Linked DNA regions of Mus musculus: regions 1, 2, 3, 4 and 6 are each linked to region 5. A link is a loop called in an ENCODE intact Hi-C map of the cell type or tissue named here. Cell type or tissue: heart. All regions are shown on one strand. Links, peaks and the distances in the headings refer to the core of each region. The heading gives the core; the rest is flanking DNA. Region 1 holds the start of Ube2s (ubiquitin-conjugating enzyme E2S). Region 2 holds the start of Zfp628 (zinc finger protein 628). Region 3 overlaps Ssc5d (scavenger receptor cysteine rich family, 5 domains). Region 4 holds the start of Zfp580 (zinc finger protein 580). Region 5 holds the start of Isoc2b (isochorismatase domain containing 2b). Region 6 holds the start of Kmt5c (lysine methyltransferase 5C).

Evidence for each region. A loop is a pair of places that touch in the nucleus more often than their neighbours do. Peaks named below come from ENCODE experiments on the same cell type or tissue, not always from the same donor. Only the 100,000 strongest peaks of a DNase experiment are listed, where the experiment ranks them.
Region 1: a loop joins it to region 5, with 4 times the contacts of the local background. A loop is called at or near these places in 9 of 42 quality-filtered maps.
Region 2: it touches region 5 in a loop (2.0-fold over the local background); 11 of 42 quality-filtered maps call a loop at or near these places.
Region 3: it touches region 5 in a loop (6-fold over the local background); 10 of 42 quality-filtered maps call a loop at or near these places.
Region 4: it touches region 5 in a loop (3-fold over the local background); 3 of 42 quality-filtered maps call a loop at or near these places.
Region 6: a loop joins it to region 5, with 2.1 times the contacts of the local background. A loop is called at or near these places in 2 of 42 quality-filtered maps.

Annotation. Positions count from the first base shown.
Region 1 is chr7:4,811,419-4,815,418 of GRCm38, forward strand. It overlaps Ube2s (ubiquitin-conjugating enzyme E2S), which reads right to left and starts at 922. Exons shown (of 4, transcript NM_133777.2): 1 at 745-922; 2 at 1-138. The coding sequence starts at 747. In heart, for the core only: a CTCF peak has its summit at 1,529; a DNase peak (open chromatin) is centred at 1,353; H3K4me3 peaks cover 2,470 bases; H3K27ac peaks cover 2,503 bases.
Region 2 is chr7:4,913,171-4,917,978 of GRCm38, forward strand. Zfp628 (zinc finger protein 628) reads left to right here and starts at 2,047. Exons shown (of 3, transcript NM_170759.2): 1 at 2,047-2,235; 2 at 4,240-4,346. Gm51297 (predicted gene, 51297) reads left to right here and starts at 4,795; the gene lies at 4,795-4,808. In heart, for the core only: no CTCF peak of the experiment used is centred there; DNase peaks (open chromatin) are centred at 2,051 and 2,709; H3K4me3 peaks cover 2,329 bases; H3K27ac peaks cover 2,373 bases.
Region 3 is chr7:4,937,518-4,942,325 of GRCm38, forward strand. Ssc5d (scavenger receptor cysteine rich family, 5 domains) reads left to right here. Exons shown (of 14, transcript NM_173008.3): 12 at 1-115. Among named protein-coding and RNA genes, the nearest start is that of Ssc5d, 14 kb to the left of the region's middle. In heart, for the core only: CTCF peaks have their summits at 1,113 (motif pointing right) and 2,880 (motif pointing left); DNase peaks (open chromatin) are centred at 1,134 and 2,854.
Region 4 is chr7:5,049,199-5,054,006 of GRCm38, forward strand. It overlaps Zfp580 (zinc finger protein 580), which reads left to right and starts at 2,334. Exons shown (of 2, transcript NM_026900.1): 1 at 2,334-2,516; 2 at 3,607-4,525. The coding sequence starts at 3,619. The coding sequence ends at 4,137. Gm15510 (predicted gene 15510) reads right to left here. Exons shown (of 4, transcript NR_166619.1): 2 at 1,533-1,720. It also overlaps a transcript of Ccdc106 not described here. In heart, for the core only: no CTCF peak of the experiment used is centred there; a DNase peak (open chromatin) is centred at 2,433; H3K4me3 peaks cover 2,903 bases; H3K27ac peaks cover 1,891 bases; H3K27me3 peaks cover 1,835 bases.
Region 5 is chr7:4,862,568-4,867,375 of GRCm38, forward strand. Isoc2b (isochorismatase domain containing 2b) reads right to left here and starts at 3,612. Exons shown (of 6, transcript NM_026158.2): 1 at 3,494-3,612. In heart, for the core only: a CTCF peak has its summit at 2,643 (motif pointing right); DNase peaks (open chromatin) are centred at 644, 1,174, 2,664, 3,734 and 1 weaker place; H3K4me3 peaks cover 1,767 bases; H3K27ac peaks cover 1,545 bases.
Region 6 is chr7:4,737,689-4,742,496 of GRCm38, forward strand. It overlaps Kmt5c (lysine methyltransferase 5C), which reads left to right and starts at 2,439. Exons shown (of 9, transcript NM_146177.2): 1 at 2,439-2,551; 2 at 4,092-4,293; 3 at 4,434-4,599. The coding sequence starts at 4,184. It overlaps Gm24537 (a small nuclear RNA gene), which reads left to right and starts at 1,144; the gene lies at 1,144-1,245. Gm42369 (a long non-coding RNA gene) reads right to left here and starts at 2,392. Exons shown (of 2, transcript XR_881802.3): 1 at 1,604-2,392; 2 at 1,302-1,514. In heart, for the core only: a CTCF peak has its summit at 2,450; DNase peaks (open chromatin) are centred at 2,283, 3,603 and 4,203; H3K4me3 peaks cover 3,317 bases; H3K27ac peaks cover 2,835 bases.

The DNA.
Region 1 (4,000 bases), core at 1-4,000, 52 kb before region 5:
GATGGTAACCTGCAGGTCTGTGAGATCCTCCTCATTGGGGAAGACTTTAATGCCATCAGGTGGGTCTGCCGTCAGTGTTGTCACCTCCTTGTACACTAGGCGGATGATGTGGGGCGGCAGATTCTCCACATTGGAGTTCTAGGCACGGAGGGAAAAGGAGAGTGAGCAGCCTGAAATAGCTAGGATTAAGGTGGGTGGATACCAGAATCCAGACTTTAGAGGTCCGAGGTTGTCAATCACTGCCTGTCAACTGGACCTAAGATGCTTCTGGCTTTTGCCCCATGGCTGACCGGGACGGTGTCTCAGAAAAAGCTTCTACGTGGCTCAGCGTACCCGAACCTACCCAAAGCGCTCGTTAAGACGCGCATGGGTCCACTACTGGTTCCAGGTGGGCCTGAGGCCTAGCCGGAGCCCTTCCCCTACTTAGGCTTGAAACAACCCCATCAACCGCCGCCCCCCCACACACACCAAAAAGAAAAAGGCTGGACGAAATGGCGGCGGGATGTCTTGCTCCTTAAAACACCCATGGGCGGGCCGCAAGGCGCCCAAAGCCCTCCCCAAGGTTCCGAGGGCTGCCTGGGCTCCCGCACCGTTTGTTGAAAGGCCCTGGGGCCGACTCCTGGCTCCGGACGTTCAGCCATGCCACCAAAGCACTCAGAAGCTGGCCAGAAAACACTTGGGACGCCGCAGTCGCCTCCTCTGCCCGAGTCCCCAACGGCCCCTCGGGCCTCCCGCGTCACTCACCATGACTTCAGCCGGCCGGGGGCGGGTCCCCCCGGCCCCCTTCCTGCACTCCTCGGACCGCCGGCCGGGGCGGGGGGCCCAACTGCCGGCCGCTGTGGCCCTAGCGAGGCCCCCGAGGCCCCACTCCGCTCCCACTAATTCCGACGTCCGCTACGAAACGCTCACAACGTTACGTCTGCTCCTCGGTAGAACCGGCCGCGCGCCCAACACCGCACTTTTATAGCTACTCGCAGGCCCCGCCCCCTCACGGCACGTCTCGACCGCGTACGTCAACGCGCACGTTGCTGGGCGGTCAACGCTCTTTTCTCTGTTCTTGTCAGAATAGTAGCAGAAGTTCGAACCCAGTTTGTGAGGAGTGCTATCACAATGAGGGCTCACGCCGGCTGAGGAGTTGACCTGGGAGAACCAAGCGGCTAAAAACCTAGAGCAGAGAGAAAGGGGGCGCCCGCCGAGGCGACGTGGCCGCTGATTGGACCGTTTGAATGAGACGCCGCCACGACTTGGGGTGCGCGCGCGCGCTCCGGCCTGGAGAAAGACGCGCACGCGACTAACGGTTAGGCAGGGGAAGGGGCGGAGCGAGGGAAGACAGGACTGGAGGGGTTAAAGGGATGACGGAAGGGGCCTTGACCAATAAACAGGGGCGGTCGTGATCTGGACTTGTGGGGCAGGTAGGAATTGAAAGCTACTAATGGGAAGCCAGCTCAGTGTGATAGACTCCAACCTCGACCAATGAAATGTCTCAATTTCTTTTGTGTATGCAAATGTTACGCTGGGAGTCTGGCGACCTCACCTGGAAGCCATGGAAGGGCGGAAGTGTGGACATAATTTGTCTATGGGGCTCCATTTTGTTCTGCGCTCCTGTTATGTGTTAGGAAGCCCTCAAAATCAGGTTGGTTGACTCCGAGGGCTTGGACTTCCTGATCCTCTAGAGTATGACTTGTGACTTTTGCCACCATTGTTTCTGTAGGGGTGCCAGAGGAAGAAGTCAGGGAAGTCTCACGTCCTTATTGAGAGCTTTGTGACTGACCTCCAGACCCCATAGACTTCTGTTAACTTTTTGAGAGACAGAATTTCATTACTGGCCTGGAACTCCTTTTTCCCCCGGGGTCGGGGGTTGTTGTTTTGGCTTTTCTTTTTTTAGATTTATTTATTGTTTTATGTAAGTACACTGTAGCTGTTTTCAGATGGTTGTGAACCACCATGTGGTTGCTGGGATTTGAATTCAGGGCCTTCGGAAGAGCAGTCGATGATCTTAACCGCTGAGCCATCTCTTCAGCCCTTGTTTTGGCTTTTCAAGCCAGGGTTTTTCTGTGCAGGCCTGGCTGACCTTCCTGAAACTCGAGCTATAGACCAGGCTGGCCTGAACTCACAGAGATCACCTGCCTCTACTTCCTGAATACTGAGATTAAAAGTGTATGCCACCATACCCTGGCCTCGTTCCTTTTATATCCATCCTCTAGCCTATGGGATAGTGCTGCCCACATTTAGGTCATCTCTTCCCTCACCCATAATTAACCTCCTGGTCCTGTCCTTACATATACTCCCAGAGGCTCTTACTAACCATGAAGTGTTAATCCAGTTATGACAGCATGGCAGAGATCTAGAGAGAATTAAACTATCTGCAGTAATCCCATGCTGGGGAGAGAACAGACTGAAGCTTTGACTGCAGAGGAGTAGGACCTCATCTCCCAGGAAGAGATTTCACAGTTCTGACAACCTGTCTCATAGCTAAATCTGCATAAGCACATTTCTTGAGTCTTGTTTCATGTTTTCTGTAAAATTGTAGCTTTGCTAGAGGGAAAGCAGAAAGAAACAACCCTCTTCCCTGACAAGATCTGGCTATAGTTCTTAGGAAACTCATTTTCTTCACCAATTCTTTTTATTTATTTATTTTTATTTTATTTTATTTTATTTATTTATTTATTTATTTATTTTTTCCGAGACAGGGTTTCTCTGTGTAGCCCTGGCTGTCCTGGAACTCACTTTGTAGACCAGGCTGGCCTCGAACTCAGAAATCTGCCTGCGTCTGCCTCCCAAGTGCTGGGATTAAAGGCGTGCACCACCACGCCCGGCTCACCAATTCTTTTTAATTTATTTATTTTGAACATATAAATGTTTTGCCTGTATATATGTAGGTTCACAGTATGTATACCTGGTGCTCAGGGAGTTTAGAAGGGAGTATCAGATCCTCTGGAACTGGAATAACTGGTGGTTTGAACCACCATGAGGGTACTGGGAACTGAACTCAGGTCCTCTGTAAGAGCAACAAGTGCTCTTAACCACCAAGCTATTTGTTCTATTTGAGAACAGTATCCAAGAATGGAGTCATGTCAGGAGGATTTTGAGTGCTTGTGAGACAAGAGTCTTGTGACCTCTGTTTCGTCGAAACATGGAATTGTTCTTGGACTGTGTTTTGTACTCCTGTGCTCCTCCAAGATGTAGCAGCTAGGAGTGGCTTTGCTTCAGATTACCCCAATTGCTTGCTGATGTTATTCAGCTAAATGTTTAAACTGTACTTTACATACCTCTATGGAAAACAGGTTTTTGTTTCGTGTGGCTTGTTCTTGTGATTGTAGACAGTCTGAATTCATGAATCCTGTGGCCTTTCTTAACCCTCAGGGTATTACAGATCTCCATTTCTCAACATGTGGGCCTTGACCCCTTTGAGTCGGCGGTTGAAGAACCATTTTACAGGGGTTGCCTAAGACCATTGGAAACACATATACTTACATTATGATTCATAACAGTAACAAAACTACAGTTGTGAAGTAGCAATGAAAATAACTGTGGTTGGGGGTCATCACAACCTGAGGATCTGTGTTAAAGGGTTGCAGCATTAGGAAGGTTGAGAACCACTGGTATAAATTTTCTGAGGCTATGAATAAAGTAGGCTATTGCATGAAACTTTAGTCTGCCTGATTTATTGGTTCCATTCTCCCAGGTCCCACTGCCTTTAGAGTAGTTACAGTCCAGCCCCCTTATTTTACAAATTTTTGTCTTAAGGTTTTCTCCTATGGAGATGAGCTACAGGCTTCAAGATGACAGAACCAGTCAATCCTGTTTGACTCCAGCATGACTAGTAAGCAAAAGAAACAAACTTACATAGGGGTAACTATTCATGACTTTGGATTAGGCAATGGTTTCCTACACCTAATGCCAACAACAGCCACAAAACAAAACAAAACAAAACAAACAAACAAAAAAAAACCAAATAAATCCGACTTCATCAAAACTAAAAAAGTTCACGTTCAGAGGA
Region 2 (4,808 bases), core at 413-4,412, 51 kb after region 5:
ACATAGGAATGCAGGCCACTGACCACCCATGACCCCCCCCCCCCAGCCTAGCACTCACCAATGAAATTTTAGATTACCTGATCCTTCCTGACAGTCCCCCTATAAGAAGGCCTATGCACCTTTGTCTGGGGTTGACATTTTGAAAAATATTTGACCTCTGCATGCTGGTTGTTTCTCTAGAATAAACCGTCTTTGCATACTGAGTCTGAAGTCTTCAGCGACTTGACTTTCGGACCCTACAGGGTGTCTATTGTGTCACTGCATATCAGAATCTTGGAACTTTCTTTTTGACTTTGCAGGGCCTCACAGCTAAGGGGCTGCCTTGAATCTCAGGCGAGACTTTGAACTTAAATAATATATTTCTTTTTATGTGTATGTGTGTTTTACCACACTCATGTCTGTGCCTGTGTCCACGGTGTCTCGGGAGGGTTCTGTGGGACTGGAGTTACAGTTGTGAGCCACTGTTGTGGATTCTAGAAATCAAAGGCGGGTTCTCTGGATCTCTCTCTCTCTCATACATAAAATGAAAAAATGTAAATTACATTCAGCCACTTATTTTGTGTGTATGGGCATGCATGTATTTGCCACACAGCATAGATGCTGATTGGAGGACAACTTGTGGGAGTTTGTTCTCACCTTTCACCATATCCATGTTGTAAATGTAATTGCTATTTTCCAGATGTAATTGCCATCTCTGATGTCTACTGTTGAATAAACTCACCCTTTCTAGCTCTTTCTGAATTCTGGCTGGCTGGTTCAACTCAGCTTCTCTGGCCTAAACACCTCTCCAAAGTGACTGATTCTCTCAGCTTCTGACTGAATTGCTCTGCTTGACCTCAAACTAACTCTAGAAATCTGTTCTAATTTGGCTTCTTTTTATTCTCTGGCTCATTGTGTCTTCACCTGCAACTTGTCTCTATAAAACCATCTCTATGAAAACTACCTCTGAACTCCTCTGCATAGCCTCTCAACTCACTGATTCAACTGAACTGGTTGCCTAGAACTCAGAGATCTACATGCCTCTATCTCCTGAGTGCTGGGATTAAAGGCATGCACCACCAAACCTGGTCCTAAGCTTTTCCTTACCTGAAACTTGCTCTATTCCAGGCTGGCCTTGGACTCAAAGAGATCTGCTTGCCTCTGTCTCCTGGAATTAAAGGTGTGTACTAAGGTCATATCTGTGTTCCAGCCACAATAGCCATGTTGCTGGATTAAGACTCCTCTATGGCTTCACTGGGCAGCGAGCATCAGTACCATCAGTCTGAGCCATCTCACCAGCCCTCTAAGTTAGGGCTGGGGTGATAGCTTTGTAGTTAAGAACAACTGCTAGTTTTACAGAGGACTGGGCTTCGGTTCCTTGGGACCACACCAGACAGTTCACAACTGCCCTGTAACTCTAGCTCCAAAGGATCTGACACTCTGTTTTGGCTTCCTCAGGCACCAGGCACACATGGGGTGCACAGACATGCATGTGGGAACTCACATATACAGAGAAGGTAAAAATAAATAGATCTTAAGAAAAAGGCAGCCGGGCAGTGGTGGCGCACACCTTTAATCCCAGCACTTGGGAGGCAGAGGCAGGAGGATTTCTGAATTCGAGTCCAGCCTGGTCTACAGAGTTCCAGGACTGTCTCGGAAAAAAAAAAAAAAATTCAAGGCCAGCCCGTGCTACATGAGCCTACAAGAGCCCATTGTCTCAAAAAGTAAAAAACAAAAACAAAAAACAATTAAGACAACAAAAATAATCTATCCGAAAGTCTCAGCACAGGCTCAGAAAGCAAGCTTGGCCCCAGATACCAGCAGGCAGGGGAAAAAAAGCAGGCTTGTAGGGGCAACTCAGACTCCCGAGACCCAGGCCATCCCAGGCCATGCAGGAAGGTTGAGTGCCTCAGTTTCCTTCCCAGCACGAGGGAACAGGGTCTGCGTGTACACCACGGGCCTGAGGCTTGGACCCCCGGGATTCTGCATCTGGCGAACCCCAGCAGTGGGTGGGGCCGGGCCGGGCTTGGCGCGTTGCGTCATGACGCACGAAGGCGGCGGCGGCGGGGTTTGTGTGCGCGAGAGGCCGCCGATAAAGGTTGAGTGCCTCGCGCCGGGGGCCGTGGGGAGGGAGCGCGCCCCCGCCCCCTCCCGGGCCGCGGGTCCCGCAGCGCTGTGCCGGGCCCCGCTTCCCGTCAGCCCCCGCGGGAAGGCCCTGGGGTTCTCCTTGATCCCCCTCCCCGACCGGGGCCACAGGTGAGAGACCGGAGGGCGCGGTGGGGGAAGGGCCGGAGGGCGGAGTCGTTTGGAGAACGGCGAGCGGGAAACCGGAAGGGGTACCTTAAAGGGAAGGTCGCTATTTCGCCTCCGATATTTAATCTGTTAGGCCGGCTCCGCCCTCTTAAAGGGGTAAGGACAGTGTGTTTAGCTGCATTTTTGCAAAGCTTCCTGCCCTTTCCCTTCTCCCCTTTCTCCTAAAAGGGGGTTATTTCCTTAAAAGCGGGTGATAGTTTCCCAAACATTGAAGGAAAAGTTTCATAATTCTGCTGGTCCCTAGACTATCTGAACAAAGAGATCTTTTTTCCCTCCCAGATAAAACCTCATGTAGCTTAGGATGCCGTCAGACTCACTGTATAGCTGACAATGACCTTAAATTTACGATCCTGCTGCCTTCATCTGCGCGCTGGGATTACAGGCCTGCCTGTGCCACCACGCCCAGTTCTATGGTGTACTGTGACAAGAACCCAGAGCTTTGTGCATGCCAGTCATTAACCCTTAATAACCGAGCTACATCCCAAACCCCAAGAGCTTCCTCGTAAAGCCCAGACGCTTAAAGGGCACTCTCACTGCTAAGATGGGTCCCTGTTCCGTTGGGCCTCTTGTGTTAAAAGATATGGCCTCAGAGGCACAGACAGTTTCTGAACCTCATTTGTCACCTACACGCCAAAAGGAACAACAGCCCTTTAAAAAAACAATCCTTCATAGCCTATTGCCCTTTGAAAAAGAAATCCTTTATAACCTGTCAAAAGGGGGTGCCTCCCTCTCTTCACTCAGACTGTCTTTACTGAGCATGCTCTCTCCTGATGTTTTGGTGGGTGATGGATGCATCAGAGAACGATCGATCGAACGAAGCAGAGGTTCTCTGTTTGGATGATGTGAACATTGACAGAGTAGAACAAGCAGTAAGAGACTTATATGTTGATGGGACTGTCCTGGGGTACTGTCACTGCAGTACTGACTTCAGGATTTACTAGGGAAGGGTCAAGCTGGCACTGTGTTTTGTTACCAGTGGCATCCATCCTATTGAGTCAGGAATCCTGATGAACACCCATCCATTTATTAGACAGCCCCTCTGACAAAGAATGACCTGTCTCCAAATCTCTGTGCTGGTGAGGTTGAGAAGTCCTGGCTAGGGTGGTGGTGATGCACGCCTTTGAGCCCAGCACTCAGGAGGCAGATGCAGACATCTGAGTTCGAGGCCAGCCTGGTCTAGGTAGTGAGTTCCAGGACAGCCAGGGCTGTGCAGAGAAACTGTGTCTCAAAAAGACAAAGAGAAATGCTTGCCCTATAGTATTTAGAAGGTGATGGGCCCCGTGAAGAAGGGAGCAAATAAGGCATGGGAGGAGATCAGGGAGTGCTCAAGGGTGGTCTGAGGAAGGCTCTCTGGGGTGAGTTCTTGAAGACTTGGAGGTGACAGTGTGAGTTGTGGATGGTGGAGGGGAAGGGCACTAGGCATAAGGTGGTGGTAGCTTTCCCTGCTTAGTTGAACGGCTAGAGGGACAGGAGGCCTGCAAGAGGGGAGAAGACGGACGTAGTTATGCGCAGTCAGCAGGCTCCTGTAAGGGAGTTTGTCTTCTGTCCCCTTATAGGTGTGACTACTATCCAGGTTTGCCTCAGACTCATCCTCCTGTCTTAGCCTCCTCTTACCACACCTGGTTTAGCAGTGCTGGGGCTCACACCTAGGACTTTGTGTGTGTTGGATAGGCACTCCATCAACTGAGCTACATCTCCTGCCCAACCCTTAAGTTTTGTAACAGGAGAGCATAGAGGGAGAAAGACCTGGAGTTAGATTGTGGTTAAGTGTGAGGTATCTTGTGTCCCAAGCATTTGGAGCAAAGGAGAGGCCTGGGTAGAGTCACACTTTTAGAGTTTTCTATAGATTGTGGAATCCTAGGGGAGGGTAAGGGCTTTCAGAGAGGGGCAGTGGGGGCAGAGAGGAAGACAGCAGTTCTTGACTGAGCTCTGATTCTCCACCTCCAGGTTTAGAAGGATCCAGCCCGAAGGCTAAGGTGGTCACAGAAGGGAGAGTCAGCCATCTGCAGCTAGGAGATATGCTTAAAGGAAAGACTCAGCAGCAAGGAGCTGGGGTATGTGGGGACTGCAGGTACAAGGAGCTGGGGTATGTGGGGACTGCAGGTACAAGGAGCTGGGGTATGTGGGGACTGCAGGCACCTGACGTGGTTCCAGAGGGAGGGGCAGGTTAGTCCCCCTGACATATAAAGGGCTGGGGGAAGTGGAACAAGGGGTCTTGTTTCCTTACATATGCTGCTGGGATTGGGCCAGGAGAGAAGCAAACTGCTAGAGGATGCCATGGGAGGTCAGAGGCCATGGCATAGAGTATTTGGGGGCGGGGACCCTTGCAGTTGTCAGCTGCTACTCTTTTGGACTGCATCTTTGTAGGGATTCATCCTGTGTGCTGTAGGGTGCTGAGAAGCACCTCTGTCCCTGCCCTTGACAGACAAGCAACAGCCAGTGTCTCCAGACATCACAAGATGCCTCCTGGGTGGAAAGACATTTGGCTCGTTTGGGACCTGTTGGTGCCTGGATTG
Region 3 (4,808 bases), core at 463-4,462, 75 kb after region 5:
GAGGACCTGACCAAAGGGACCACAGTGGCTGCGCGGCCTGGACATACACTTTCCTGGGCTACCACTACAAACACTGAAGTCCCCTCTCCAGCAACACAGAACCTTCCAGACACGGGTGAGGGGCTCAACCTGGGTGCATATGCCAAGGCATGTGTGATGAGGTCAGAGTCAAAATGGTGGAGCTCTATCCACAAGCTCCTTTACCTACCGGGCGATGGCATCCGCCCACTTTTGTTTTGTTTGTTTTGTTTTTGAGGTGCTATATCTTGTATCCCAGACTGGCCTTGAACTTGCTATGTGGCTGAGGTTTGCCTTGAACTTCCTGTCTCCCCCTCCCAAGTATTGGCAGTGCAAACATATGTGCTACTGTGGTCAGCCATAAAGATCTCTCTAACAGCTAGCCTAGGCCTCCATGTCCTGGCAGGCTTGCCTAAATGTGTTCCACTCTTGGGCTTGACAGTATTCACCTTCTCCAGAGTGCAATGGGACAGCATGTGGCTCAGAGCGATCAGAGGGCATCAGCTAGTACTGAGCCTACCAAATCGACCATGCCCCTCAATCCAGAGCATGTGCAGGAATGACCCAGAGCCCTCAGCTCAGGGTTGTCCTGTGAGCACATGGTTCCACCGTCAGCAGACTCATACCCAGTCTGGCAGTCCATGTGTTGTCCTGGTCAGGCTCTAGGTCAGACACAGACAGGACCCTCCTGGAGCACAGGTTCTAACTCCTGCCCTTCCCAGCCCCACCCATGAAAGTCAGTGCCTTACATGACATCTGTCAGTCCTTCTGCTTCTCCATGGCTTCTGTTTTGCTATGGTCTGTGTCCTTCCACCCCTGATGCTAACCCAGGGATCTCCATCCACCCTGGCCCCTACATCTTAGAACTCCATTTTGCTTTTCTCCTGGTGTCTTTCTCCCATTGGATTCGTTCCCACTCTCTTTTCCTCTTTAGTACTCTGTTTTTCCCAGTGCAGTATCTCTTGGTTTTTTTCATCAGTTTTTCTTTAAAGTTCTATACTCCTTCCACACCTTTTACATTGTTTAAAGTTATTATTTTATGGGTATGGTTGTAGGCATATCTATGCCATGTGCATACAGTTCCCACACAGGCCAGAAGAGGGCACCAGAGTCCTGGCCAGAAGAGGGCACTAGTGCTCCTGAAACTGGAGTTATAGACAGGCGTGAGCAGCCACATGGGTGCAGGGAATTGAACCTGGCTTCTCTGGGAGAACAGCCTGAACTCTCTGTCCAGCCCCTGTATCTTCCTTTCAAGTCACCATCTCACCCCATTTCTCAGTAGTTTGCTTTTTCTTTTTTCTTTCGTTGTCCCAGCTGGCCTAGAACTCCTGTTCTCCCCCTGCCTCCACCTCCCCAGCCCTCGGGTCACTGGGCATGTACCACCTTGCCCGTCACTCACTGTATTTCACGTGACTTCCTCTCTTCTTTCCTTCCTGGGTTCCCCCTCCACTGTCTTTTTCAGACCCTCTGCTTTTATCTCCTCCCTTCTGTAGCGTTCCCCCTTTCCTTCCTTTTTCTTTGTTAGATTGATTGATTGTATATGTGTGTGCATGCACACCTGTGCTCAGGGCCATATGCCACAGTATGTGCTCGCACACGCACTCATATGTAAGTGTGTATATGCATGAGTATACGAGCTCATATGTGTGTGTGCACACTTGCATGCGTGGATTCGTGCTTGTGTGTGTGTCTATGTACAACCTGCAGGAGTCAGTCTTCTCCTTTTACCATGTTGGTTCCAGGTATACAACTAGAATTTTCAGCTAGGTGCCGATCCATCTCATCTGCCCTGTCTCTAATTTATTACTCCAGCTACCTGTCATTCATGTCCCTCTTTCCTCCCGTCCCCTTCTTGAGACAGGCTTTTCTTTTTCTTTTTAAGATTTATTTATTTTATGTATATGAGTACACTGTAGCTGTCTTCAGACACCCAGCAGAGGGCATCAGATCCCATTACAGATGGTTGTGAGCCATTACAGATCATGTGGTTGCTGGGAATTGAACTCAGCACCTCTGGAAGAGCAGTCAGTGCTCTTAACCGCTGAGCCATCTCTCCAGCCTCTTCCCTTCCCCTTTCTTTTTCTTTCTTTCCTTCCTTTTCCTCTCTTACTTTTCTCTGCCCCTCTACACTTTTGAGCTGTTCTTTTATAGCTCTAGCTGGGCTTCTCTATGTACCCGAGGCTGGCCTTGATCCCCTGACTGCACCCACCAATGCTAGGATTACAGGCACGCATACTCCAACTTCTTTTCAGTCAGCTACTGCCATGTTCTGAGTCGCACTATCTGTTTTTTAATTCTGCTAGCTTCAGTCCTTTCTCCTTCTCCCTCTCCCTCTCTCTTTCCTTCTTTCTCTGTTTGTGTCTCTTGACCCTCATTTCAGTGAGAGAGGACACTATTTGTGCCCTACCCGCTGCATTTCGCACCCCTGTTTCTCTGTCACCCTCATTTCTCTCTGCATACACCGTTGAATGCTCCCTGCCTCTTTGTGTGTGTCCCTCTGCCTGCCACTGATTGGAGGGTCTGCTTGCATCCTTTCTGGAACCCAGCATGCACAATCAGGCCTGCCTAGGTAGGTACCTGCTCTTCTGCCTAGCACCTCCTTACGTCACGGAGTGCTGCACATTTTGATTGGCCACCAGGATCCCTGTTCTCCACCTGTAGAGTTGAACTAGGGAGCCAACTTCAGGAATGTATAACGTGGATCCAGGAGTACCTCTTGCTGGTATCGAGGTTGATCGTTAGAATGCTGGAACCAGAAGTGAGTTCTTAGAGACCCCGTTCCTTGTTCAAGTGCAGCTGCATTTGCAGAACTTACATTCTACACAATTAGGGCAGTTTCTCTGTCCTGCAGCGCCCCCTCGTGGTAGAATTGAGCGCATGGTGAGGCACTGCCCACTGCAGAGACAGCTGAGGCAGGGGGATCCTTGTAGGGGGAGCAGGGCAAATAAATTAGAAGTACAAACTGTACAAGCAAACTCTTGGGACAATTTTATGTATCAAGGGTTAGAAGAAGGTGTAGTAGTAGGATGAGACTGTTTCAAACAATTTATATGTGTCTTATGTATATATGTGTGTGGTATGTGTGTAAGTATAACTATATGTAAATGCTTGTGTGTGTCTCTGCAATGTGTGGACAGTGTGTGTGGAGGCGAGAGGACAACATCTGGTGCTATTCCCCAGGCACTATCTAAACCTTGTTTTTATGAGACAATGGCCTTGAAGCTCAACATTGAGGCCAGGCTAGTGATGCATAAACCTGGGAGATAGCTCTGTCTCTGTCTCCCTACCACCGGGATGGCATACCCAGCTTTATATTTTCTTTAAATGTGTGCTCTGGGGCTCACACTCCGTTCCTTGTGTTTGCAAAACAAGTAATTTACAAACTGAGCTATCTCCCAGCTCTTGTTTGCTGCCGAGAGCTTCTTTTTTACCATAGCCTAAGCTGGCTTGGAAGTCACTGTGTAGTTCAGGCAAGCCTTGAACTCTGAGTGGTAGGATTATAGGCATGCATCATGATGCCAGCCTAATGCCATTCACTCGTTGTACTGGGATGATGTGTGCTGCCACTCAAAGCACAAGCCTGGGCTCTGACTCACTTAGCTGACTCCAATCCAGACAGCACAGGGACAAGTTGTGTGACTGTGCGTTCCAATCCAACGTACAGAAGGCCCGCGTCGTCACCTATAACAGAAAACTCTGCTTACCGAAACAATTCATAGGCTCAGGATCCCAAGGTGGTAATGATTATTTATAGAAGAGAAACCAAGAAAATCCTTCCAGAAATGTGATATTATCCTTCAGCAGACGAGAGCAAGAAGAGAAGTGTTGTTTAATTAATTCATGCGTGTGCCATGGCTTATGTGTGGGGTCAGAGGACAGCTTCCACGAGTTGTATTTTCTACTCCACCATGTGGGTTTTGGCAGGGTTTAACTGAGGTCATCAGGATGTACAGCGAGCAACTTTACCCACTGTTCCCAGGAAGGGAATTCTCAAGCGACCAAAGGCCTGTGGGAGAAAACTCGCATAGTCACATGGTTAAGATTCTTTTTAAGGACTTATTTTGTGGTTCAGGCATGGTGGTGCATACCCTTCATCCCAGAACTCTGGAGGCAAAGGAGGTGGATCTATGTGAGTTTGAAACTAACCTGGTCTATATAGCAAGTTCCAGAACAGCCAAGCTACACACACACACACACACACACACACACACACACACACACACACACACAGCTCAGTGAGACCAGAAGAGGACATCCAATCTAAACCTGGCATTACAGGCAGGTGTAAGCTGCCTGAAGTGTGGGTTGGAAACCCAAAAGATGCTCTTAACCACTAAGCTATTTCTCCCACCTCAGCAAGGGTAGGCTTTAAGCTCTAAGAAGGGCCTCCATGGATCTCTCTGGCTGCTAGAACATCACCACAGATCTAGTGGCTCATGTTCTTGATCTTCTGTAGGTCAGACTTCATGGGTCTGACTGATCTAAGATCAGGCAGGGCTGATCCCTAGGGGAGAAGCTGCCCTCTTGACTTTTCCAGCTCCAGCCCCTTCCTTCGTCAAAGCCCGGAGTGTGTTGCCTTTCTCTGGGCTTAATCGTGTCTTTAGTCTTTCCCCTGAGATTCACCCTGGAAAGGTTTGTGTATTCTAAGTATTTATGAGACTCAGGAACGTTTTTTCTTTTTGTTAATTATTTATTGTCACCCATTTATTTATCTATTTATTTTAACTGTATTATGTTTGTGCATGTGTGTATGTGTGTGCTATGGCTTAAAAAAGGCTGCTTGGGACAGC
Region 4 (4,808 bases), core at 424-4,423, 190 kb after region 5:
TCTTAAAGCCCACACCCACAGTGATACACCCACTTTAACAAGGCCACACCTCCTTTAACAGAGAAACATATCAGGACATGATATGTCTGACTTTGAGAGGGAGAGAGGTGGTGGTTGGGACAAGTGAGGACATTAGAGGGGTTAGACTGATGTCTGGTAGACTTTATCATGACCATGTCCCAGCTAGGTGGCAGGGTGTCTCCTCTGTGTTGTGGGGAATCAGATCCAGAGCTTTGGGGATGCTAAGCCACCCGGCAGTAGCTTTTTTAAAAGTTATTTTATGTATATTGGTGTTTCTGCCTACTCGGATGTTTGTAGACATGTATGCCTGTTACAGGAGACAGAAGATGGTGTGGGCTCCCCTGGAATTGGATTTATAAATGGTTGTTAAGCTGGGTGCTGGGAATGGAACCTGGGGCTTTTACTAGAGCAGCCAGTGCTCTTAACTGCTGAAGCATGGCTCCAGCTCCATCCAGAAGTATCTTTTCAGGGAGAGGTGGGATTTACTATCTGATCAAATTTACTCATTCACTAACTGATATTTTGTTTTGTGTCTCTGCCCTCTTCTTGGCTTAGGTTTTGAAATTCATTTATTTATGTGTGATCGTGTACATGCATGTGGCAGTCAGAAGGCAACTTTCTAGAGTTGGTTCTTTTCTTCCACCACGTGGTCATCTGGGTTTGAACTCCTTTGCCCTTGTAGAGGACCTGGGTTTGACTTATAGCACCCACAAGGTGGTTCACAAACACTCTAACTCCAGTTCTAGGGAATCCGATTGCTGTCTTCTGACCTCCAAGGACACCAAGTACACATGTGTATATGCCTACAGGCCACCAAAACACTTACATACATTTTTTTTTAAAGGAGAGAGAGAATTCAAGGTTATCTTAGGCTGCATAGTCAGGCTAGGCTTCTTGAGATCATGTCTCAAGAAATAAAAATACAGTTTATATAGCTGTCTCCTGGGGCAAATCTAAATTAAGGAATGAATACGTTCCATACTTCAGGGCCTCAGAAGCACTAGTGCTCAATAGCTTCATGTATCCACTGTCACGCCTCATAGAAATTATAGCATTTGTTACCGATGGAAAGATGTTGGATAATTCTTCAAGGGGTAGTCCACTCTTTGGGTGGGTGGGTGGGTGGGGTCCTTGCACTGGGCGCCTAACCCTCCTCTCCCTTGGCTATGTCCAGCTGTTGCCCCCTCCCAACTCCCAGTACGTGGATCTAGGACTTAGCCTTAGATGGGTCCTAACCTCCTGTAATTGCATCTCATACCAGAGTGCATTTTACAAATACAAAGTGTCTTCACTGGCCCAGGCTACTGCATCAAAACTGGATGCTCAGACCCTCCTTGAAGAGCCCTGCGCGCCAGCTACCATAGGCAGTGGGTGCTGGTGACTTCAGCAGCACTCTTTTCCATTCCAAAGAACCAGCTTCCTTGCCTGTGTATACGACAATGCCTGGCTTTCTCTGAGCCTCAGCTTCCCCATGTATTCCATAGTAAGTCTAAACTTCCCCATGCCCGTACCTAGGAATGGCTGGTCTCCTCTGGAGACCTTACTTTCCCCTGCTGGGTCACTGGCAAGAATCACAGCTGCTCTCCATCCTTGTTTTCAGATGCGATTTCATGTAGCCCAGGCCGGCCTCCAACTCAATATATTGGAGAAGATAACCTTGAACTTCTGATTCTTCTGTTTCAACCAGTTTTATGCAGTGCTGGGGATCAAACCAAGAGTGCATGTTAGGTAAACCCTGTCCCCATTTTTATACCTAGCAAGCATGCTCCAGTTTTCAGATTCCCCATATGCTCTGCGGGGAAATAGTACATTTTCCTTTCTGGGTCAACATCTGGTCGTCCCCAGTCTCTGTTTCCCCGTATGTTCAGTGGAGCATATATACTTTACGGGATCTGGCAACGTCTTCTTTGGACATTGATTCCCCCATTTATGAGACGTGAGGATTGTGACCCTGCTAAATCAGAACAGAGATCGGGCTTCTGGACCTCTGTCTCTCCATTTGCTCATCCAACAGAAACACCCCTTCTCTAACCCGCTGGTTTTGCCTAAGCGGAAAGGGGAGGCAGGGTGGAAAGACGACAAGCTGTAAATTTCAATTCTTTATGGGGCGCTTACTAGACTTCACAGTATCTAGCTTTTTACGGGTCACTCAAAGCAAAGGAATGGCTCTTGTGAATGGCACGCAGCTGGAAACTGTCCTTTTGCAGGTCCTTCTCGTTGGCCAAGCGCCACCCCCACCCCTTGCGCTCTCCCTTTACAGCTGCAGACTCCAGCCTCGGAACCTTCGTGTGTGTAGCGGGCGTTTCTGAACGGTGCTCTTTCTCAGGGACGCCGTCGCCCCTCGCGCCCCTGCGCCCCCCGACCCGCGTCCCCGGCGCCGCCGGCCCGGAGCTGCCCGGAAGCTCGCTCCTACCGCGGCGCTCGTCAGGGCAAGCCCGGGTCCGTCCGGGACCTCGGCCCCGTTCTCCCCCGGACCCGAGAGGCTGCTGCACCGGGTACGGGGGCCGGGATGGAGGGAGGAGCCTGGCTTGGGCAGGGCGCGAGGCCGGCAGGTCTCTGGGTGTGGGTCGGAGCGGTGAGGCGACGAAAGCGACACTCAGAGCCTGAGAGAGGGGCGTCGGGAGGCCAAAGCTCCTTATGGAAGCCAGGGGAGTAGGAAGGCCGTAGGGGATATAACGGGACAGGGTGGTTTAGAGGACCAGGGCTGCTAGAGGTCCCCAGACGAGGGGCTATGCATCAAATAACCCGGGAGGTGAAGAGGGACCAGAGATGCCAGCTGTATCTAGAGAGGAGGGGCCAAGGTTAGGGGTAGCTGTGCGGGAACAAGAAACCAGAAGGTCTATGACTGCGAGTTGGAAGATGCTCCAAGGTGGTGGCGGCGATGGAGAGAGAAACCGAAGATGTCAGGATACTTTGTGGGTGGAGACGGTGGTGAATAAAATATAACAAGATGGGGGCGCATATTGGAGGCAGTCAGTTGAGAATGAAGTACAGACGATGGCTTTCCTCGAGTGGAAAGAGAATGGCAAAACCTTTAAGTGCAGAGTGTGGGGATGACATAAAAGAGCCTTGAATGGAAAGTGGGGAATTGGGTTAGTGGGACTCTGGATAAGTATCTAGGGAGGAAACTTGAGGCGACGACAACTGTGGAGATTGGGGAGGCTCTGAGGGTATTGAGGGACCTGAGGGAAAGGACTAAATCAGAGATTGAGTAGAGCTCTGAGAAAAAGGAATGGGTAGATGGGAGAAAAATCTCGGAGGCCACTAGTCTCTAGAATGTGAGATTAGAAAGGACCTAAACTGAGAAGGAAAGAAATGGACTTGGAGATTGATTTCGGTGGGTGGAGGTGAGGGAAGGGAATCCGAAGGATGTCTGAGGTTATGACCTGAGTCGGTGGAGCGGGGTGTTGCTAAGCCCTGGTGTAGGAGTCCCGGAGATGGGGACTGGAGTCACTTCTTACTTTGTAGGGAGGTAGGTCAGTAGCACAGTCTGGCAGGGAGTGGTATCATCTTCCTTTTTAGGATTTTTTTTTTTTCCTGAAAGGAAGAGAGGATCTTAACTTCTCTTCCCTCCGCCGCTCCCAGCTGCCGCTCCAGATGCTGCTGCTGCCGCCGCGGCCACCCCACCCTCGGTCCTCCTCTCCGGAGGTCATGGACCCACCGCCCCCCAAGACTCCCCCTTTTCCCAAGGCGGAAGGCCCCTCCTCCACTTCTTCCTCGGTGGCGGGGCCGCGGCCACCGCGGCTGGGCCGCCATCTGCTCATCGACGCCAACGGGGTCCCCTACACGTACACGGTGCAGCTGGAGGAGGAACCTCGGGGCCCGCCGCAGCGCGAGGCGACCCCGGGAGAGCCAGGTCCTCGCAAGGGCTATAGCTGCCCAGAGTGCGCTCGTGTCTTTGCGAGCCCTCTGCGGCTGCAGAGCCACCGTGTGTCGCACTCGGACCTCAAGCCCTTTACTTGTGGTGCTTGTGGCAAAGCTTTCAAGCGATCCAGCCACCTGTCGCGGCACCGCGCCACCCACCGTGCGCGCGCTGGTCCACCTCACACCTGCCCGCTCTGTCCACGCCGCTTCCAGGACGCCGCGGAGCTGGCGCAGCACGTGCGCCTGCACTGAGCTCAGCCCTGCCCTCTCCGGATCACCACACAGCGTCACTCCCACACATACCCCAGTTCTCCTGAGGTTACTGCCTTACCCTAGGCCTCAGTTTCCCCACCCATCCCCAAGGAGAAATATCATTTTATATTTTCTCCCGTCTAGCTGTGTGATGTAGACCAAAGTTGTTGCCCCTCTGGGCCTGGGTGTCAGTTGGAACTGGGCTTCAGTCCGGCTGTGCTGTGTAAGCCTTTGCAAACGTTACGACCTCTCCTGAGTCTTGGTGGTCTACTCTTCCCAAGTATAAGGTCTTCGTGGAAGACAAAAACACCGGCACGGTCTGGATCGCCTCTGTACTTCTAATGCCCACGATCCCTTATTCCTTGCCCAATAAACATTCCGCACTTCATTCTTGGGTTCTTACTTGCATGTGGGTTGAGTGTTGGGATAGGGAGATTGAGTTTGGACCATTAGCACATAGGAACCTTGTGCTCGGAGAGCGTTTCCAATCGGAGCTGTTTTCTGATGCTCAGGCAACCCGCCCTCTCCGTTCTCCCTTGGACCCTCATCTTTCCCTAGATTCCTATTTCCCAAACCCGGTACTGCTAGGTACGGGGGAAACCAAGGTTCCCCGGTCCCTCTGCCGCCTACAACTGTGGGCGCAACCCGGGGCTGTCCGGGGCCGCCTGGAT
Region 5 (4,808 bases), core at 404-4,403:
ATCACAATATGACTGAACTTTGGATCCTTCTGCCTCCACTTCCAGTTCTAAGATTCCAAGATTTATTTATTTATTTATTTATTTATTTATTTATTTATTTATTTTTACTTTATGTGTATTGATTGGTCTTGTGCCTGCATGTATGTCTGTGAAACACATGGATGTCATGGTGAGAGAGTCCAGAAAAGGGCGTCAAATTACCTGGAGCTGGACTTACAGAGAGCTATTAGCCACCATGTAGGCGCCAGCTTCCCTCTTCTTTCAAAAACACTGAAGCAGGGAGTGCTGGCACACCTTTAATCACAGTAATTTGGAGGCAGAGGCAGGAGGATCTCTGTGAGTTTGAAGCCAGGCTGATCTATAAAGAGAGTTCCAGGACAGTATTGCTACGGTTACACAGAGAAACCCTGTCTCAAAAAGAGAAAGAAAGAAAGAAAGAAAGAAAGAAAGAAAGAAAGAGAGAGAGAGAGAGAGAGAGAGAGAGAGAGGGAGGGAGGGAGGGAGGGAGGGAGGGAGGGAGGGAGGGAGGGAGGGAGGGAGGGAGGAAGGAAGAGCTATAAAATCAGAATAAATGTGTTGGGTATGGTGAGCATGCTTAAAATCCCAGCACTTTGGAGGTTTATCTGGGTGGTGTGCCAAGAGTTGGAGGCCAGCCAGGACTGCATAGTGACCTTGCCTTAAAAAAGCTAACCAAGAAGAAATCTAAGATTGCATAACGTGTAACAGATTGTCCAGTGAAGAATGAATACAAGCTTTGGAATAAAGTCAACAGCTAACAAAAACAGCCTGTGGGGATGAGGTTCAAAATTGACAGACACTTCTGTTTGACCCAACATCTTCTCCCAGACCTGAAAACTGAGATAGAAGCCCTGCCCACACGACCACAGCCTCTAGACTCCCCCTTAGCCTCAGCCCAGTCATGTCCCACCTCAAGGCCCCTGCTCCCCATTTCCTGGAGGGCCAGTGAGTGTCTGTGTTCCTCCACCTACCCCTGTGTGTGTGTGTGTGTGTGTGTGTGTGTGTGTGTGTAAGTGGGAGCATATACATGAAAGCACATGTGGAGATCAGAGCCCAGCCTCATGTGTTGGCGGTAACCTTCCACACTGAGATAAAGTTTCCTGTTTTCTGCTGCTGTACAAGCCAAGCTAGCTGGCCAGGACACTTCTGGGGGAGTCTCCCATTTCTATCTCCCATGTCCCAGTATGACCACTGGGATTACAGTTCCATGCTACTGTATCTAGCTTTACACGAGTATCAAGGAACCAAACCTAACTCCTCAGACTTGAGTGGCCAATACCTAACCCGTTGAGCAATCCACCCAGTGCCCAGAGGGCTCCTTCCCACTCCTGGGGCTATCTTCTGGTTCTGAGCACAAGGGACACGGAGGCACCACGAGACATTTCTGAGGGGTGGATGAGCTAGAGAGACACACAGAGGATCACAAAGACCTAGCAATCTGCTGAAGGCAGCAGGGAGCTCCGGAGGGACCAGTCTAGAGGCTCAGAACGTCTCATAGCCTGACAGGCATGGTCACCATCCTCAAAGTGACGGAGACACAAACCCTCTGATCCAGAAATCTGTCCCTAAGTATTTATCTGACAGGGACCAGGTTATTATTAATCACAAGACTCTTTGACAGGGCTCTAGTGATAAAGGGCCACAAATTCCCAAATGTAGCCAGTTAGGCCACAGACACTTGCAGTCTGGCCACCTGGTGACCCATAATGCCTTACATAACAGACACTAATAATGTTTAATGACCTATGGCATCATATCCACTCTCAACCACTGTGTAGAGCAGAGAGCTTCTCATGGACTCAAGGCTGGCCAGGGACTCACGTCAACCCTCCTGTGTGAGCTGTTTAAATCCTGGGATTCTAGGTATGGAGTCACTGAGCTGTGATTAGATACATATACTTCTTTCTTCCTCTCCCTCTCTCTCTCTCTCTCAAGTTTTCCACTTTGTGGTTTGGGGTGACCTAGAACTTCTGATCCTCTAGCCTCCACACCCTAGTGCAAGAATTTATCAGCATACAAGTGATTCATGCAGTACTGGAGATCAGATTCAACACCGTTTGCCACAGAATCTTGCTAAATCGCCCAAGGGCACCTGGAATTCAACGAGCAATTCTCCTGCTGAAACTTCCGGAAGGAGTAGCTGGGATTACAAAAACTGCAGCCAGCCAAATTCTCACTGTGGATTCTTTGTAGCCAAAAACAACTGCAAGGGAGGTCTCCAACACAGACATTTAAAAAACAAAACAAAACAAAAACAAAAAAAAACCAAACAAAAACCCACAAACAAACAAACCTGCAAGGGAGGTCTCCAACACAGATAAAAAGTGCGCCAGTGAAATGAAAAGCGCAAGAACGGTATGGCAAACTCCCATCTGTGCTCCCTGAATGGCAAATGTAGATTTTTTTTTCCTTAAAAATTTCTATTTATTTATTTAGTTTCTATATGGGAGAGGGTATCCATGCCATGGGGCATATGTGGAGGTCAGAGACAAGCGAAGGAGTCATTTCTCTCTGGATCCCAAATGTGTGTGTTGATCAGATTTACTTTTAATTTTAAAAAAATATTTATTTATCTATTCCCTGTATATGAGTGCTCTGTCTACATGTATGCCTGCATGCCAGAAGAGGGCAGCAGATCCCATTACAGATGGTTGTGAGCCATTCTGGAAGAGGAGCCACTGCTCGTAACTGCTGAGCCATCTCTCCAGCCCGGACTGGGTTTATTATATGAGTGTTTGACCTGAGACTGCATAGCCACATGCATGTAGTGTCTGTGGAGGCTGGAAGAGGTAGTCGGGTCCCCTGAAACTAGATTTAAAGACGGTTGTAAACCACCGTCTGGGTGCTGAGTACCAAACCCAGGTCCTCTACAAGAGAAACCAGAGTTCTTAGCCACTGAGCCATGTCTACTCGCCCCCCCTTCTCTATTCCCCTCATAGGTTTTTAAGGCTTATGTCCCAAGGGCTGGGTTCTTGGCTTGGGAACCCATTTTTGGGAGGCACAGTGTGAAGGAAATGAGCAAGGGGGCTGGATGGAGTTCAGTGGTAGAGAGCACTTGATTTGCCTGGCTTTCATGACAGCCAGGCTCAGTTCGCCAGATTTGATCGAGATGGACTGGGGACACAGATGGGAGAGGATCCACGATGCTTTAGGGAGAGCGATACAGAGGAGCACGTAATTGTGAGAGAAGCGGGGACCACAACTCCTGGAACCAGGAATTTCAGGCTGTGTGACCCTGGGTGAGTTTCCCTTCCTCTCTGGGTCTCTTTTTTTCTCCAGGGTTAGCTCACTGGCGGGGTTGATGCAAAATTTGTCTCTAGAGAGGGTTGGGGACTCTCCCCGCGGGTCTATCCTGAGACCAAATGGAATGCCATTCCAACCCCCGAACCCGACACCCTGCAAAGCTTCCGTTTCCCGGTCTGAATGACGGGATGGTGGGTTTGCAAACAGCCAGCAAGTAACGAACCGGACTTACTCGAAGGTCCCAGGTTCGAGTTCGGGCCCCTTTTCCAAGAAGTCCCGTGACCTTTTCCCCGCTGGATTCCCACTGACCCCGTACTGGGCCTCCTTTTTGCCCTTTGTAGACACGTAGTCAGAGCCGCGGGTCTACACCCCCGCGCCGAGCCAACCAATCGGCGTTCGCCTCACTCTGTTCTACTCCATCCTGTTAATTCGATTGGTCTGAAGAAACTGGAGCAGGCGGAGAGACAGAGGGTAGGACCAATGAAAATCCACGGAGGGAGGGCCTTGGCTGAGAGCTCGGCTTCTAACCCGGAAGGAGGGTGAAGAACGACCAGAGAGCTAGAGGCTCAATCTTGGCTAGTGTAGGGTTCATGGCACCATCCACTCCATCCGGGGCGACCGGGGAGAGGTGATGCTTTCTGTAACCTAGCTCTAGGAAGGCTGAAGCACGAGTATCGCCAGTTCGAGACTAGCCGGGACTGCGTGGTGAGACCCTGTCAACCAAAACAACAGCCGGGCATGGTGGCGCAAATGTTTAGTTCCAGTAATCATCATAAACCGATGATTTAGTTAATGGTTTAGTTCCAGTACTCAGGAGGCAGAGGCAGGCATAATTCTGACTCTACAACGCGAATTCCAGAATAGCCAGTACAACACGGAAGTAAGTCCTGTCTCGAAAACCCGAAAGTCAAACTAAGAAAACAAAAGAACAAGCCTCGTAAGACATTTTCCCCCACTGCTTGCCAGTTAGCTTTTTCTCCAGGAATTCAGGACTTGTCTCCTTGGGTGGTCTATATAGAAAACTGACTCTGTACTTAGAAGTGGGGGTTAAGAGAGAGAGGATTACTTCATCCAGATATATAAACCTGGTATGGTGGCTCAGGGCCGGTAATCCCAGCGTTCTAGAAGCTGAGGCCTTGAGTTCAATGAATAAGAAAACAAAAGCTGATTACGGTGGCTTAATACCCATGACCCCAAGTACTCAGAAGTGGAGACAGGAGGATTTCTTCACCTTGAAGTTATGAGAAAAGGGCTAGGCATGGTGGCTAACGAGGACTGTAAACCCAGCACTTGGGAGGCTGAGTGTGGGTGAGGATCTTTTGGGGGAGAGATATATATATACACAGAGTTCCAGGTTAGCCTGGGCCACAGAGTGTGACACTGTCGAACAAAGAAAAAGAAATAAGGCTGGAACTGTAGCTCAGGTGGCAGAGTCCTTGCCTGGCATGAATAAAGCCTTCGCTTTAGTGCCCAGCACTGTATGCATGGGGGTGGGGTGAGGGTGGGAGAGATGGGGGATGGGATGGGACTGGGAAGGCAACCGGCAG
Region 6 (4,808 bases), core at 323-4,322, 120 kb before region 5:
CTCATACCAACTTTGGCCATCTATTCTAATCTTCTGGCTCCTTCTTACTCTCTAAATGGTTCTGTCTTCACCTGTGTCTAGCTTGTTCTCTCTCTCTCTCTCTCTCTCTCTCTCTCTCTCTTTCTCTCTCTCTCACACACACAGACACACACACACAGACACAGACACACACACACACACACACACACACACACACACACACTTGTTTCTATACAACTGTCCTGGTAAAACTGCCCTCTCTCCTTCACTCTCTCTGCCCTGCTCTCTCTTAAGTAGCCTCTTGTTTTCTCTCTGTTCTCAAGAGAGTTGGGCATATCCCTATTCTATCTACTCTTGTTCTGATTCCTCACTTCATCTGTTTCTCAGTTAACATCCCTTTCAAACACACGTGTCTCCTTCTACAAACTAACTTTACCGTCATTGTTTGGGATTAAAGATGTGTGCTAAGAACACTAATGTAGGGGCTGGAGAGATGGCTCAGTGGTTAAGAGCACCGACTGCTCTTAAGGTCCGAAGTTCAAATCCCAGCAACCACATGGTGGCTCACAACCATCTGTAATGAGATCTGATGCCCTCTTCTGGTGCATCTGAAGACAGCTACAGTGTACTTAGATATAATAATAATAAATAAATCTTAAAAAAAAAAACCCAACAACAACAAAAAACACGAATGTATTCCAGCCAGAGTAGCCATGTTGCTGTATTAAATCTCTCTACCCAGTTGTTTGCTAGGCACATCTCTTTTTCTTTCAAAATGGAAATCAAACCACAAGCCTCACCCATGGTGCATATTGTATACCCACAGGCTATACCCTCATCCTGGAATATACTTCAACAGTCTGGAAGACACTTTGCTATTTAGTGGGGTTTTTTCCCTTAAATATATTTTTATTAGCCATTTGAAAATCTCATATAATGTGACAGCACCCAAGGACGATATAGTCATCCTAACCCGGAGAGCTGCTTAGGGTAGGGAGCTGTCTTAGAATTTAGGAGAGAGAAGGGTGGTGAGGCATGGACCTCAGACACTTGAAAGTATATCAGTGTATGATATTTGCTTTGTAGACGCAACCATGAAGCTGTGAGTTGGCAAAACCCCAAGATCACAGAACGGTGCAAAACTTCAGCCTCCTTAAAAACAAAATGTTGCAGCAGCACATATACTAAAATTGCAGCGATACAGTGAAGATTTGCATGGCTCCTGTGCAAGGATGACGAGCAAATTCATGCCTGATCTACATGGTGAGTTCTAGGACAGTCAAAGCTCATGTCTCAAAAGAGAAGCTACTATGATTTAATCAATTGTGTGTGTGTGTGTGTGTGTGTGTGTGTGTGTGTGCGTGCGCGCGCGCGCGCGCGCGCCTTGGCATGAATGTGGAGGTCAAGGACAACCTTCAGGAGTCGGTGCTTTCTTTCCATTATGCGGATCCTGGCTATGAGACTTGTGGGCAGGTGCTTTTACACACTGGGCCATTTCAATGTCCCATCTCACTTCAATCGGTTGTTCCTTCAGTCTGTAGTAACAAAACATTCTGTGCTGTAGGCATTATCCTAACCCACCAAATAGATAACTCAGGAAAGACAAAAACAAAAGTAAGCTTACTTGTTTGGACGTAATTATGATATCCTGCTAATTATACTTGCAGGATTGAAGAGGTGGGTAATCTTAATTAAGGGGTTTCCCCAGGGGAGTGCCCCATGAATCAGAGCTTGTCTTCTAAGTCCCAACTTCTCAGCGTCGTCTCTTTCTGAACTGTTCACAGGCAGGACAAGAAAACTTCACAGAGTTCTTGTAGGTACAATTTTCCAAAGATAAGGAATACTGGGAAAGAGAAAAGATCTTCTTGCTAAGCAGGGTTGGCACTGAAGTTTTGTTGCCATGGCAACCAATGGTCTCCTGGGGCCGGGAGCGCGATGGCGCGTGTGTGCATTCACCTCTTTCCTTCCTGGTTCGCTCAGGGATTTTGCCCCACTTCAAGCTGAAAGAAAGAGAATAGAGCTCCGGATTTAGGGTGATGGGCGGAGGCCTTAACGAATGGAAGCGTGGTCCTGTCCAAGGCCAACCAATAATATACGAAGTTTGTCTCTGACAGAGCCCTCCCTCTTTTCACTTGGACCTGAATAACCTGACCCAAACAGAGTTTCTGTTGGAGCGACGGCTCTTTAAGCCAATGAAAGCACTGATTTGGGACAGTGCAGAAGAAGAGGCGGGACAGATTTTTATGGCAACGCCTGAATGACAGCGACCCGAGCCATTGGCTGTAGTTCGCTGGATTTATTGACAGAGTGGGCGTGGAGGGGTTTTGTCAGGGCACCGACTGGGGCCAGAAGAGGCGGGAAAAAGAGAGCAATGAGAGTCAGCCAATAAGAACAGCGCGAGTTTCATAGCAACGGAAGAGTGACGGCGGGTTGGGCCAAAGGAAGGTTAAGCTGTTTGTTACGCCGGCCGAGGGGAGGCGCGGCGGCTGTGTCGGACGAGAGCCGGAGGAGGCGGTGGGTGGAGGTGGCGGCTGCAACGCGGGTTCCTGAGGAGAAGGAGGAGGAGAAGCGGGTGAGGGGCGGCGCGGGGCCCGACCTCTGAGCCCCCTCTTGGCCCCCGCCCCGCGCCGCCCGGCCTCCCAGTCACCCCCTGAACCGGCTGTCCCCGGGCCCTTCCTCGAACCTTGCGGTCCAAGTCTCCAGCCCCGCGGATCTACGCGCTCCTCACTCGTACCCTTCCCTGCACCCTTGGAGCCCATGCAGACTCCTCTCTCACTCTCAGGACTTTCCTTGCACCTTAGGAGTCGCTCCTTGCCCCACCAGGGCCCATCCCCACCACCTTTTCCTGCATCGTAACCTACCTACCCTGTCACACTCAGGGCACTTCCTGACTCCTGTCTCACTATCCTGGTCTCTGAGGCCCTTCCTCTGACTCTCTGTTTCCCCAGCCCCCTTCTGCAACCTTCCCAGGCTTTAGTTAGCTACTTAGCGCCCTCAATTCCCTCCTCGAACCCGTAGGATCTTTCAGGTTTCCATCACTTCAAATCCCCCAGGATTCCCTCAAACCCTGCTTGGAACCGCTAAGCCCTTCCCTTGGACCCCAGGCATATCTACCCTTTGGATTTCGTGGGCTCCTCCCTTGCAACCTCAGGTGCCTTCTTCCCCCCACCCCCGCCAATCCTGACTTCCCTCCATCTTTCTCTCCCCTTTCTCTCCCTTCACATCATACTCCCTACACCTCACTTTGTCTTTTCCCAGCTTCCAGGCTTTTTTTCTAAGCACCCTCTTCATTTAACCCAGACCGTTTTTTTTCCAGATCTTTCTCCCAGAGTGGCGGAGTGTGTCTTGCCACACTCTGCCTTCTTGCTCTCTCCCAAAGCGCAGAATTGTCAGACACACCACAGTGAGGGTACTGGGTAACCTGGCCCTCCATTTTATTTGATTTGGTTTTCTGAATCTATTTTTTTCCCCTCTTTGCCTCCGACCCTTTGTTTTGACTTGTTCCTCCTCTCCTTTCTGTTCCTCCCTTCTTCCTGTTTTTTGTCCTCTGGCGGGCTTCCCTTTTGCTGGAGTCCTCGGAGAGGCATTAGGGACTGGATCCTTCTTCCCCTAATGGCTGCCTGGGCTCCACCCACAACCTTTTGACCACTCCCCAGAGGAGGGTGACCTTGGAGGGAGGTGCTGAGGACGGGAGAATCAGCCTAGCAGGGGGTCAGCAAAGGCAGGCCAGAAGCTCCTATGGAGTTCCTTTTCCCCTTTCCCTTGATGAGAGCCCAGCTATCCCAACTCCCTCCTGCCATGCTAAGCCTTTGGAGTTATCTCAGGCAGTTAATTAATCTTCCTTCCGCCTGGGTACACAGGGACCTGTCTCTTACATGTGCACTTGGCAAAGTGGTCTTTGTGTGTGCTGACATTCGAGAAAGTGTCCATGTCCTGGGAAGGTAGTGTATGTGATTGGGGGACATGCATCTGTTTTGCAAGAGGGGAGGAAATACTTACTGCACAGGAGACTATTTTTCTTAAGGTTTCCTCACTCGAAAGTACCTGTTGGGTGTCATTCTTACATAGAGTCCCATGAAGTCAATATTGATTACCCCCGTGCTCTCCTGCAGATAAGCAGGCTCTGGGGCCCACAGACACCCCATGCAGCGCCTGAGCGGCACATCCATGCTCTGTGCCAGAGCAGCATGGTTTTTAAAGCACCATGGGGCCTGATCGAGTGACAGCCCGAGAACTGTGCGAGAATGATGACCTGGCCACCAGCCTTGTTCTTGACCCCTACCTCGGCTTCCGCACCCATAAGATGAATGTCAGGTGAGGGGGAACTTGGGGGTCCTGGGTCCTGGACCCTTTCTCTTATGTTTTTACAATTCTCAGCCTGGTCTCCCTGAAGCTTCGGGTGGGGGCCAGGAGGCCTGGAAGTCCCTGGAACCCAGGCATACCCTTTCTCCCAGTCCTGTGCCCACCTTGCGACGACAACACCACCTTCGTTCAGCACTGGAAGCTTTCCTAAGGCAACGGGACCTGGAGGCTGCATTCCGGGCCCTGACGCTAGGAGGCTGGATGGCCCACTACTTCCAGAGCCGTGCCCCTCGGCAGGAGGCTGCTCTCAAGACCCACGTGAGGGAGCCCATGCCCCAGCCTGCCCTGCACAGTGCTCTCTCCATCTAGCTGGCAGATTCTAGATCTCTCAGGAGAGTAGCCCCCAGGCCCAAGACTGCCTTGCTGCTGGGGACAGCCTGCAAGGAAGGCCCAGAAGCCTAGAAGAAGAGAATTGGGGGCGGGCGAGCTGAGATGAGTCCACCCTCCTCTTCCTTTGACAGATGAGG